2 separate regions of the Homo sapiens genome follow, and region 2 is linked to region 1. A link is an interaction called in ENCODE POLR2A ChIA-PET data of the cell type or tissue named here. Cell type or tissue: OCI-LY7. All regions are shown on one strand. Links, peaks and the distances in the headings refer to the core of each region. The heading gives the core; the rest is flanking DNA.

Region 1 (4,000 bases), core at 1-4,000:
AATAATTTTAAAAACTAGAGGTGGGTAAAAATAAAATACATACAAGTCTAGGGTCTTATGATTTGGAGGACTAAGCCAACATATCATCTCTTTATTTATATATTTTTCCAGAACATAAAAGTCACCTTTGACCTATATTAGGCACAGACTATCAATTTTTCCAGGCTCTCTACCATACCAGCTATGCCATCTACCATAAGCCTGGAAATACCACTATCAAAGCTCCCCCTACCCCCCTCCCAATGTAGAACAAAGAGAAATGTAATACAGTAACCTGTGCTTTCCAAAGAATAAAATCTAAACTCATTTTGAGTTAGTCTGGTTCAGGGTCCTACATAATTAATTTTACTGAACTTATACACGTGCACACACACACACACACACACACACACACCCCACACACATACCCACATACCATGTTCAGACTGTTTTACTTAAAATCAGACACAAAAGAAAATTATTTTCACATTTGAAAGACAGCTGGCAAGAAAATTATATAGAGATTAAATAATTTCACTCATCCATCTAAATCTACTTCTTACATTATCCAAAGCTCTGCTTATATGGGCAGCTTGAACATACACTTTTTAATGAGTTTAAAGATATTTTGACTTGCTTATCTTTTTTGAAAGCTTACCCAAAAGTTCACAACCAAACACTGGCCCAGTCCAAAGAGCCCTTACTAAAGCAATCAGTGAATGAAAAAGTGCTTTTATTAGTTCTTAGTATCCTAGTTGTAGCCATAGGCTACTTTAAAACATTTCCAAGTGATGAAAAGGGAAGAGACAACCATATCTAATTTTAAGCCCATTTTAGTAAAATGTAATTGAATATTCTCTATAACTTAAAACATTAACATTAAAAATGCTCCCCTCTCCCCCCCTTCACTAAGCCCATATATGCATTTTTTCATAAGACACCTGAGGGTAAAATTATTTGTGAAAGATTTAGAAGGAAAACACTGAGTTTCTGACATAAACCAACACTGTTATTCATTAGTGTACCTTTTAATAATATTTATCAAGTATCTTACAAAGATAGCTCCTATTGAAACTTTCCGAGTTTACTCTTTTTTTTTTAGAATATATAAAATCCTCTGGCTTATAGATTTTTTTGTAGAAACACAGTAAATTATTAACATTAGGTAATTAATTTAAAGAATAGAACTCTTGTTTAGCAAAACAAAAAAGTATTATTTTAAAACACCTAGTCATGTGCTTGCTATAAATCAACCAGAAGTACAGTGCATTCTTTGGAAAATGTATAAATGCATTCTTTTAAAAAATAGTGATTTATTTCATGAATCCACACAAGGTCAAAATTCTAGTTTGATTGGAAACAGATGGTATCCCAGAGAAGTCAGGCTCTGGACCTGAAACTCTAAACAGGAAATACGGCCCTTACTAGCTGACTGCTTCCCTAATCATTACCAGAGCTTCATACTTGTTATTTTTATGAATATCCTAGATGACTTTCATCTTTTCCTTCCATCTACAAAGCATCAAATAATTCTCAATACATATGTGTGTATATACATATTTTATGTAAGGATTTGTTCACAATATACGAAAACATAAAAACAAATGTACTTTCAAGCTCATTGCTAGTAAAGATATCAGGCTAATAACAACTCAGAAACTCAAGTTTATTTTCTACACTATCTTAAAAATAAAATGAAAGCCAACAACTATTGAGTAGCTATGTAGCAGACAGGACTTTACTGACACTACTTCTAAAGAAATCTACAATCTAGGCTGGGCGCGGTGGCTCATGCCTGTAATTCCAGCATTTTGGGAGGCCGAGGCGGGTGGATCACCTGAGGTCAGGAGTTCGAGACCAGCCTGGCCAACATGATAAAACCGCGTCTCTACTAAAAATACAAAAATTAGCTGGGCATGGTGGCGGGTGCCTGTAATCCCAGCTACTCGGGAGGCTGAGGCGGGAGAATCGCTTGAACCCGGGAGGCGAAGGTTGCAGTGAGCCGAGATCGAGCCACTGCACTCCATCCTGGGTGACAGGGCAAGACTCCGTCCCCCCGCAAAAAAAAAAAAAAAAAAGAAATCTACAATCTAATACATTGCATAAAAGGATAAAACAAAACCTCACAGATTTTAGTAAAAAGCGAGTAATGTATACTGCTTTCCTTTAAACAAGTGAGTTAGAAGCTATACAAAGAAAAAGGCTTACCGTTTTCCCATTGTAGTAATACATCAAAGAATTGCTGCCCATTCCAGGGACAGGATAAGCACAATACATGTTGATTTTGAAAATGTTACTATTTGTAGCTAATGCACACAGCCTCTCTCCAAGACATATATCCACACAGGCAAAGGGAGTAAGTCTTCAGTACTATGCATTCACACATGGATCTACTCAAAAGGAACTTATGCAAAATAGGACTGAACCAACTCACAGAGCACAGAGGGAGGGTTTATGCTGTAAGTAACCTCTTTCAATTTCCATCAAGTCCTTGCATTGGTGGAGGATACCAATAAGACAAAATTTGAGGTATTAAAAAAATGCAAGTCACTTTTAAGCGCTAAATAAATATGCCCTGAATAAAAATAACCCAAGAAATTATTAGATTTGTCTCATATATACATATATACACACACAAAAGGAAGGCATACTGACAGATTTTCTGCTAATCTGTTTTTAGTTTTAATTAAATTAGAGCACTTGTGGCAGAGAAACCTAGCTTGCTACACCTCCAGCGTTACCATCTGCCATGGTCTAAAGTTGCTTCAACTTTGATAAACACATGATCAAGTAATCAGGAATTGGAAACACTGAATCATGTGTAACAAGAAGGATCTAGACAGTTAAATCTTGTACAAAATCACTTCCTGGAGAAAGCAGACCATCATGCAAATACCTCTTAACTAGCTAGAACAAACCATACTTTAAGCTACAAAAATTATGTTGAGGAAAACTGAAAGGAACACATTTTATTAAAAAGCTTAGTCCAAAAATCAGATAGATTATCTTGAAACTAAATTACCTGTTTTTAAAATGGAAACACTTAATAATACAGATTTTCAGTTATAAAGCTCCTTGAATTCTTCATACACAACACCAATCAAAAGTTTATAATGTCCTGCAATAGGACTGTTCTTAAAAAAAATTCACACATCTTTCATATAAAGTATGAGAGAATAAACTAAACAGTTTCCTATAAGTCTTTCCTCTAAGTTTATTATTGTTCTTAATACTTTGTATATTCATATTTTTATGCTAATGCTCACATTTCTCAGAAAGGAAAAATAAGAAGTGTGGGAATAAATGTCTTACAGACATTTCTAACTCATACTTCGAAGTCAAAAGGTTTTAAAAGTTGTCTACAAAAACATGTGTCTCTTACACAGACACGTTTTGCTATTTAAATGTTTTCCAATCAATCGTTTGCTGTAATTACAACCTGGAAAAACAGAATAGCAACTTTCCCTTTTTGTGTCATTTCCCTTCATCAAAACTTCTTTGTACTATCCTTCCCTCTATGCCTTGTAGGTTCTAACGGGATTGTATTAATCAGAGGAGAGCTCACAAGCTGCAAAAGGGGGCACATCACTTTTTTTAAAGGTACCTTTCATGAAGCAGAAATCCTCTGTGAAATATTCTAGGAATATACTATAAGGGACCCCCTATCCCCCCAACCTCATTTTTACTAACATATTGATCAAATTATAGTAACGAAACTAAATCAGACAATAAGGGCAACTAACTTCACAATGTTTTAAAAGCTGATAGTATTGGAACAACAATAAAACCTCCCCACACTCTCCAGATATAGAAAAGGCTAAGCAGCAGCTGCAAAAGAACATCGCTGTACAGCAGACTATTAAAATGCCAGTCTGCGGAGTGGTTTGTAACTTCCTCCCTCCTGAGAGACCACAAAGACCCATTTCAATCCTTGGAGAACTGTGTAAAAAGCTTTGATTCACAATTAACAATAGCATGCCTTAAAACCATTCAAGTAAATTTTAGTCTTCCATACACAGTC
Region 2 (8,531 bases), core at 1,887-5,886, 450 kb after region 1:
TTGCATGTGAATAACCATGAGAATTATTTGAAATTTGTCTTAAAAGCGTTGCTGCTAAGAAGCAGCATTCTGACTCAGGCGATCAGGGAACTATGAATAGGGTAGGAACTATGAATAGGGTAGGACTCCAAAGAGAGTGGGAGATAGCCCAGAAATAGGTTGAAAAAAGAGGAGGCAGCCTAGGGTAAGGGCATTTCCTTTAGCCACTCCAGGCTAAGGGAATTCACAGATTCTGCAGAAAATATATTACATGTAAACAACAGAATCACACATTGCTTGCTTATTTATTTACTTATGAATAGGTAATGAATTAACATTTCAAAATTCTGACTGCTCAAGAGTATACAGCAACACATTCTCTTCAATTCCAATACAGCGACCTACTTTCCCTCCTCACAGGCAACTAATATTACCAAAATCTTATATATCCTTCAATGCAATATGAGCAAATATAAACATACAGTTTTGCCTTTCATGCAAATGATAGCATTCTATATACTTTGAAGCTTGCTTTTTTTTTTCACTAAACTATACTTGGAACTTACTACATATCAGTAAAACATTTACCCTTCTTTTTTCAGCAGCATGATATTCCATAGAATGGATGCATTATAATTTATTTGATCAACTTCATCTTGATGGATATTTATTTGCAATCTTTTGCTATTACAAAGAATGCTTCAAAGACTTTTCTAGAACGTATGTCATTTTGCACATATGTAACTAATCTGCAGGATAAATTCCTAGAGGTAGAATTACTGATTCAAAGAGTATATGTGTTTGTAATTTTGACAAATGTTGCCAAATAATCCTACATAGAGGTTGTACAATTTATGTTTCTAACAGCAATATATGAAAATGCCTCTTTTGGCTGGGTGCGGTGGCTCACGCCTGTAATCCCAGCACTTTGGGAGGCCGAGGAAGGTGGATCACGCGATCAGGAGATCGAGATCATCCTGGCTAACGTGGTGAAACCCCGTCTCTACTAAAAATACAAAAAATTAGCCGGGCGTGGTGGCGGGCGCCTGTAGTCCCAGCTACTCGGGAGGCTGAGGCAGGAGAATGGCGTGAACCCAGGAGGCAGAGCTTGCAGTGAGCCGAGATCCCGCCACTGCACTCCAGCCTGGGTAAGAGAGCCAGACTCCGTCTCAAACAAACAAACAAACAAAATGCCTCTCTCACACACTCTTATTTATGCAGTGTTGCCAAGCTTTGTTATGTTTTCCAATTTGATGGGTTAATTGTAATATTTCAGTTTATTTTATTTTTATTTTTATTTTTTGAGATGGAGTCTTACTCTGTTGCCCAGGCTGGAGTGCAGTGGCATGATCTTGGCTCACTGCAGCCTCCGCCTTCCAAGTTCAAGTGATTCTCCTGCCTCAGCCTCCCGAGTAGCTGGGATTACAGGTGCCCACCACCACGCCTGGCTAATTTTTGTACTTTTAGTACAGATGGGTTTTCACCATGTTGTCCACGCTGGTCTCAAACTCCTGACCTCAGGTGATCCACCCTCCTGGGCCTCCCAAAGTGCTGGGATTACAGGTTTGAGCCACTGGATCTGGCCAGTTTAATTTTAATTTGCATTTCTCACTATGAATGCAATTGAGCATCTTTTCATATATATTTGAGAGTCCTTTTTATTTCCTTTCATGTAAACCATTCACATTCTTTGCTCATTTATCTTCTGGGTTATTGGTTTGTCTCTAGTTTTATTTTTTTTTAATTCTTATAGATAAAAAAGTTGGGACTTTGTGATATGAATTGCAAATGTTTTCCAACTGTTTCCACAGAGTTCATGGATATTAAAAATTTCTTTGCCTTTATCATTTGAATAATAATTTGGATGATATAAAATTTTGCGATCATACTTTTTTTCATGAAGATTTTGGGGCATTTCCCTATTGTCTTCTAGAATTGAATATTACTGTAGAGACATCTTATGTCAGCTTGTTTTGTTTTTACCCTGCATAGATGACTCATTGTTTTTGTCTGATTGTTCAAAGGATTCATTTTTTTATCTTCAAAGTTCAGCAGTTGTATTAGGATATGTCTCAGTGTTGGCCATTATGCATCAATTTTTCCTGAGACCTGAGATGCCCTTTCAAAATGAACATTTTCTTCCACAGTATTTCAAATACTTTTTCTAATTCATTACATAGAGATTTTGAATAACTGTATATTGGATTTCCTTTGCCTGTCTTCCCTACTTATTTACATTTTATCTATCTCTAATTGTTTTAAATTCTATTTACTTTCGTTAATTTTGCTTGCTTTTCTTATTGCTAACTTCTATGTTTCTTTCTGTATTCTCATCAGTATCTAGTCTCCACTGTGCTACTTCTGATTTTGACTCCATTTCTATTTTTAAGCCACTTTCCTGGTCTCTCCATTTTCCTGAGTCTTTTTTTTTTTGAGAGACAGAGTCTTGTTCTGTCACCCAGGCTGCAGTGCAGTGGCACAATCATAGCTCGCTGTAGTCTCAAACTTCTAGGCTGAAGCGATCCTCCTGCCTCAGCCTCCAGAGTAGCTAGGACCACAGGCATGTGCCACCACACCCGGCTACTTCCTGAGTCTTGTATATCTGCTGTATGTTCTTGTCTTTTTAAAACATTGGTAAAATTACATAGCATAAAACTTAGGATTTTAACCATTTTAAAGTGTACATTTCTGTGGCATTATGCACATTCACCCTGCTGTGCAACTATCATTGCTATCCATGTTCAAAACTTTTTGGTCTCCTCCTGTTGAAACTCTGTACCCATTAAATGCTAATTCTCATTCTTCCTTCCCCAAAGCCCCTGGTAACCACAAATTTACTTTTTGTCTCTATGAATTTGATATATCATATAAGGTATCTCATATCTCCAGGTATCTCATATAAGTGGGATCATATAGTATTTGTATTTCTTGTGGCTGGTTTATTTCACACAGCACAATGTCTTCAAGATTCATCCACATTGTAGCATGTGTCAGTTTCCTTCCTTTTTTTTTTTTTTTTTTTTTTTTGAGACAGAGTCTTGCTCTTTCGCCCAGGCTGGGCTGCAGTGGCGCTGTCTTGGCTCACTGCAAGCTGCGCCTCCCGGGTTCACGCCATTCTCCTGCCTCAGCCTCCCGAGTAGCTGGGACTACAGGCGCCCGCTACCACGCCCGGCTAATTTTTTTTGTATTTTTAGTAGAGACGGGGTTTCACCATGTTAGCCAGGATGGTCTCGATCTCCTGACCTCGTGATCCGCCCGCCTCAGCCTCCCAAAGTGCTGGGATTACAGGCGTGAGCCACCGCGCCCGGCCAGTTTCCTTCCTTTTTAAAGCTGAGTAATACTCCATTGTATGTACATATGGGCTCTTATTTTATACATAGATTTCTTCATTAACTGTTAAATCCATGGCAAAATATTTGCTCGAAACTTTCATCTGCTCCATGGAAATACTTCTGTGATCAGAGTTCACCTATATTTATTTTTTTCTGTTCCTTTTCTCCGTGTGTGTGTGTGCGTGGTGTGTTCTCATCATACATATATATAATGTATACATATACACACATATAAAATGAATATATATAATGTATATATACACATATATAATAAATATATATAATGTGTGTATATATACACGCATATATGTAATGAATATATATGTGCATTCATTCTGGATGGTTTATTCTTGATTTCTCATTTTGGATGAAAGGGCTTTTCTTGACTAGCTACTTGTAAATGGTTCATATGATGGAGATGCTGGAGCCGTGTCCAAGGCTAGCAGCTCTCCTTAGGGACCCCAGCAAAGTGTGAGAGTCCATTTAACTATTACCTCTCCCCAACTGACAAAGATAGGCAGCTCTACGACTCACACCAGGCTCTTTTTTTCAATCCTCTGCCTCATCAACAGATTGTTTCTTAAAATATGGCTTTATCACATGAGTCTGTTCAGTCCTACCACCTCTACTTCTCAGAATCAAATGGTCATGGATGCTTCTGTCACCACCCCACCTCCCCTGTTAGGACACATGAGGATTAGAGCTCTGCATCTTGGGAGTACTCCACATCTTGGGGTAGTGCCAGTTGTCTCAGGGATTTGCATTTACAGGCATCTCCTTCTGCTTCCTCCCACATCCTGTTTGTTCTTCATTGCTTTTGGCAGCCCTTCTACCTATTTGTGGCTTAAAGTTTCATATGCATCCTAGCTTGTGTTTCTGTTTCTCATTCTTCTTTTGGGTGATTTCCTAGAGCAAAAGGGGGAAATGCCAATTTTTACTTCATTATATTCAAACTGGAAATCTGTATTTAATTCTTCTTCCATAGCTTAGGATAAGTGATTCTCAAATAAATGTATTATCGTTTTTATAAACCTTCAAGTTAGAGAAATTTCAGGTAAGATTATTTATATTTGAACCAAGAAGACCCAGCTGACAATTGCAATCACAAGCATGATGATGAGAGGGCAGACCAAGAAGCAGCAGCCTCGCAAAAGGAGGCCGGCACTGGCTTATTCCTAGTTGTGTATGTCGCATGCGACACCTTTATGTTCTCTGAGTCTATTGTCATAACCATCGATATATTTTCTATCACTCCATCTTTCCTACAAGTTTCAGATTTGAAGGAAAACAGCTGTTACTAGCCAATACTGTGATTGTGATCTAAGCATAGCCCTTGCAGCTGGGCATGGTGGTGCATACCTGTAGTCCCAGCGAATCCAGAGGCTGAGGTAGGAGGATAGCTTGAGTCCAGGAGTTTGAGACTAGCCTGAGCAACATAGCAAGAACCCCATCTCTCAAAAAAAAAAAAAAATGACCCTCCACTTTCTTCCAACTAAACATATTTGCATACGAAAAACTTGACTTTAGCTGGGCACTGTAGCTCACGCCTGTAATCCCAGCACTTTGGGAGGCCGAGGTGGGCGGATCACCTGAGGTCAGGAGTTCGAGACCGGCTTGGCCAATATAGAGAAACCCTGTCTCTACCAAAAATACAAAAATTAGCTGGGTGCGTTGGTGCAAGCCTGTAATCCCAGCTACTCAGGGAATTGCTTAAACTTGGGAGGCAGAGGTCATAGTGAGCCAAGATCATGCCACTGCATTGTAGCCTGGGCGACAGAGTGAGACTCGGTATTAAAAAAAAAAAAAAAAAAAAAAAAACCACCAAAAACCAAAACCAAAACAACAACAATAACAACAACAAAAACTTGAACATCTATGAGTGTATAGCAGGGGCTTGCTCCACTGTGAAGACCCTGCTGACCCACATTCAGGAAGGCCCTGAAATGTACCTCTGATCTATGTACAATATGTGAAATCTCATCAGTAATAATTTACTGTTTTGTGTTATTAGGGCCTCTTTTAAAATGCCTATATTTCTTTGAAAATAAGCAAGTTTTCATTGACATCTTTGTGGAAATTACTTTAAAAAAACTGTTTCTAGAGGAAGGAACATTGAGAAAGGAAACAGAGGAAATGGAAATTAAGAAACATCCAAGATAAACATTACTCTCTTAACAATCTGATGTAGCTTGCAAGTCAAGTTGCTACTCACATTATTTTACTAATAGTTATATTAGTAAAATTATATAACCATACCTGTAGGGAAACTAAATGTAAAATTTGGTAGGTAAGTACTTCTGGTGAGAAGGCAAAAACTTTTAAAATGCCTATAAGTAATGCCTACATTCGTTCCTTATTTTATGGAATTTTTAAGCCTTTCATTCCACACTAAGTCCAGTTGACCTTATTGTTCTTCCTAGAGCATACCTCTGCTCTATGGAAGCTTAGCTACTGTTCTGTTTATATCCTGTGAAGGAATACTGGCCAGACCAGCTAGTTTAAGGGAAATTAAAAGAAGCTCCACCCTGGGATTTTGCAATATCAACAGCTCTTATTTTATATGAAGAGTGATGTTAGGATTAGAATTAAGCTTTCCTGTACCAGGCTGGCATGGATAGTTGTTGCTCAAAGTCATAATTATCCAGTCATTTCATTTTTAGAAATGGATTTTTAAAAATAAAGTGACAGAGAAATGTGGATGTTCAATATGATCTGAATCCAGCAAAGATTCTAATGTAAAAAAATAAGCTTTGTGAATTGGAAACTATCATCTGACAGAAATCCTGTTTTGATTGACAGCCTCATATGGGTATAATATAATCATCCATACATTATGTATAAATTTACCATCATTTCCAAAGCCAAGCAGAACACATTGTTACTCCTTCTTAAAAGTACTCTTAATCCTTTGGCTTATACAACTGGAGTGATACTGCCAAGACAGCTATTTGAATTTCTTGTCTCATAAACAGAAGCACTTAGGCACAAATACTTGCAATAAGAACATATTTTGCAAGCCATTTTATTAATAGTTATGGTTTTGGAAATGATTAGTTAATAAAAATTGCGCCTATAATAAATATTGTGTTCTTATAACTTATTTATTCAGTGATCATTCACTTAATTGAGAATTTTTCCAGGATCTAGTACTTTTTTTTTTCTTCCCTTTTAGTCATTTTACATTTTAGTACTAAGATCAAGAAAAAGGAAAATGATAATAGCCAAAAAGGTATAAACAATCCAAGTATCCATCAACTGGAGTGGATAAATAAAATATGTATCTCCATAAATGGAATATTATTTAGCAAGAAAGAGAAATGTAATACCAATACATGCTATGACATGGATGAACCTTGAAAACATTATGTAAAGTGAAAGAAGCCAGTCATAAAAGACTGCTTACTGAACTGTATGCTTCAGTTTATATAAAATGTCAGAATAGGCAAATCTAGGGAGACAGAAAATAGCTTAGTGGTTACCTAGGGCTGGGCAGAGGGCAGCAGGATGGGAGTGACTGCTAAAGGATATGAGATTTCTTGTTGGAGTGATAAAAATGTTCTAAAATTGATTGTGGTGATGGCCGTACAGCTCTGTGAATACACTAAAAATCATGGAATTATATACTTTAAATGGGTGACCTATATGGTTATGTGAATTATGTCTAGCTTAATCCGTTAAAAAAATGAAAAAAGGAAAGTGAGATTCTTATATCAGTCACATTTCTAACAGTCATAGGGAAAAAAATCTGATGGCATTTTGATATGGAGTATCAATGAAAACTTAACAATACAACAGGAATTCTTACAAGCTCTAAAAATGTTTTATCTAGCAAAGTATTTTGGCTACTTTAATGCCCAGTTAAGTGTTTCCTCACTGTATTACTAGTCAGGTTCTCTGGAGAAACAAAATCAATAGTAGGATGTGTGTGTGTGTGTGTTTGTGTGTGTGTGTGTGTGTGCATATTTATATTGATATTGGTCTCAATATCGATACAGATATACACAGCCCCACACCCCCACACACACCTATTTTTTTTTATTATTATACTTTAAGTTCTAGGGTACATGTGCACAACGTGCAGGTTTGTTACATATGTATACATGTGCCATGTTGGTGTGCTGCACCCATTAACTCGTCATTTACATTAGGTATATCTCCTAATGCTATCCCTCCCCCCTCACCCCACCCTACAACAGGCTCCGGTCACAAACACCTATTAAGACCAATATCAATATAGATATACAGAGAGAGAGAGAGAGAGAGAGAGAGAGAGAGAGAGAGAGAGATTTATTTTAAGGAACTGGCAGATGTGGTTGTTGGGGCCGGCAAGTCTGAAATCTGCAGGGCAGGCCGGCAGGCTGGAGACCTAGGGAAGGGTTGGTGTTGCAGCTTGAGTCCAAAGGCAGACTGAAGGCAGAATTCCCTCTTCCTTGGGATCCACTTTTTCTCTTAAGGCCTTCAACTGACTGGATGAGGCCAACCCACATTATGAAAGGTAACGTGCTTTACTCAAAATCTACTGATTTAAATGCCATCTTAAAAATACATTCAAAGTGGCAACTAGACTGGTGTTTGACCCCCCAGTCTAGATGTCCAAATATGTGAATATCCAAATATGTGGATAGCATGGATAGCCAAGTTGACATATAAAATTAACAATTATACCCACTTATGTGGGGAAGTTAGTACAGTAATTTTAATTTTTTATTCCAATTTGGCTATCAACTGTTGAGAGCAGAGAAAGAGCAGGCCAACTGTTGAGCAGAGAGAATTTAAAGTAATCAATACAGGCACTATGGTATTTTGGAACTTAATTTCTTTTCAGAAGAAAAATTAATGCCTGTTTATTATGATACATTTTTTAAATGTCAAAAAATAGAATAAATAAAACAAAACTGACTCTGTCCTCATAATCCTGAGTTATATTTTTCAATTAGACTTTGTCTAGAATGGCTTCATAAATTGGGAGTTACGATTTTTAAAATAAGGAATATTTTAAAATCAAGTTTACAAAATGTATTAAGAAAACTTATTACGAAGCAACTAAATACAAACTGCCTACGGTATGCAATAGGTCATTGCCACTTTTTAATACAAACAAGGAAGTGAAGAGAATCAAACAATAGTGTTCATTGAAGAGGAGCCCTTTATGAGGCCATGGTCCTTACATTTGCAACTGCTAATCTTGCATGTAACACAAATAATGACAATGTTTTGCCT

The links. Peaks named below come from ENCODE experiments on the same cell type or tissue, not always from the same donor. Only the 100,000 strongest peaks of a DNase experiment are listed, where the experiment ranks them.
Region 2: POLR2A ChIA-PET joins it to region 1 with 5 read pairs; 1 of 35 experiments calls an interaction of 5 or more read pairs at or near these places.

What each region holds. Positions count from the first base shown.
Region 1 is chr15:57,217,778-57,221,777 of GRCh38, reverse strand. All of the region lies in intron 8 of TCF12 (transcription factor 12), which reads right to left. Among named protein-coding and RNA genes, the nearest start is that of SNORD13D, 59 kb to the left of the region's middle. In OCI-LY7, for the core only: no CTCF peak of the experiment used is centred there; a DNase peak (open chromatin) is centred at 2,407.
Region 2 is chr15:56,760,974-56,769,504 of GRCh38, reverse strand. No RefSeq gene overlaps it. Among named protein-coding and RNA genes, the nearest start is that of ZNF280D, 32 kb to the right of the region's middle. In OCI-LY7, for the core only: no CTCF peak of the experiment used is centred there; a DNase peak (open chromatin) is centred at 4,094.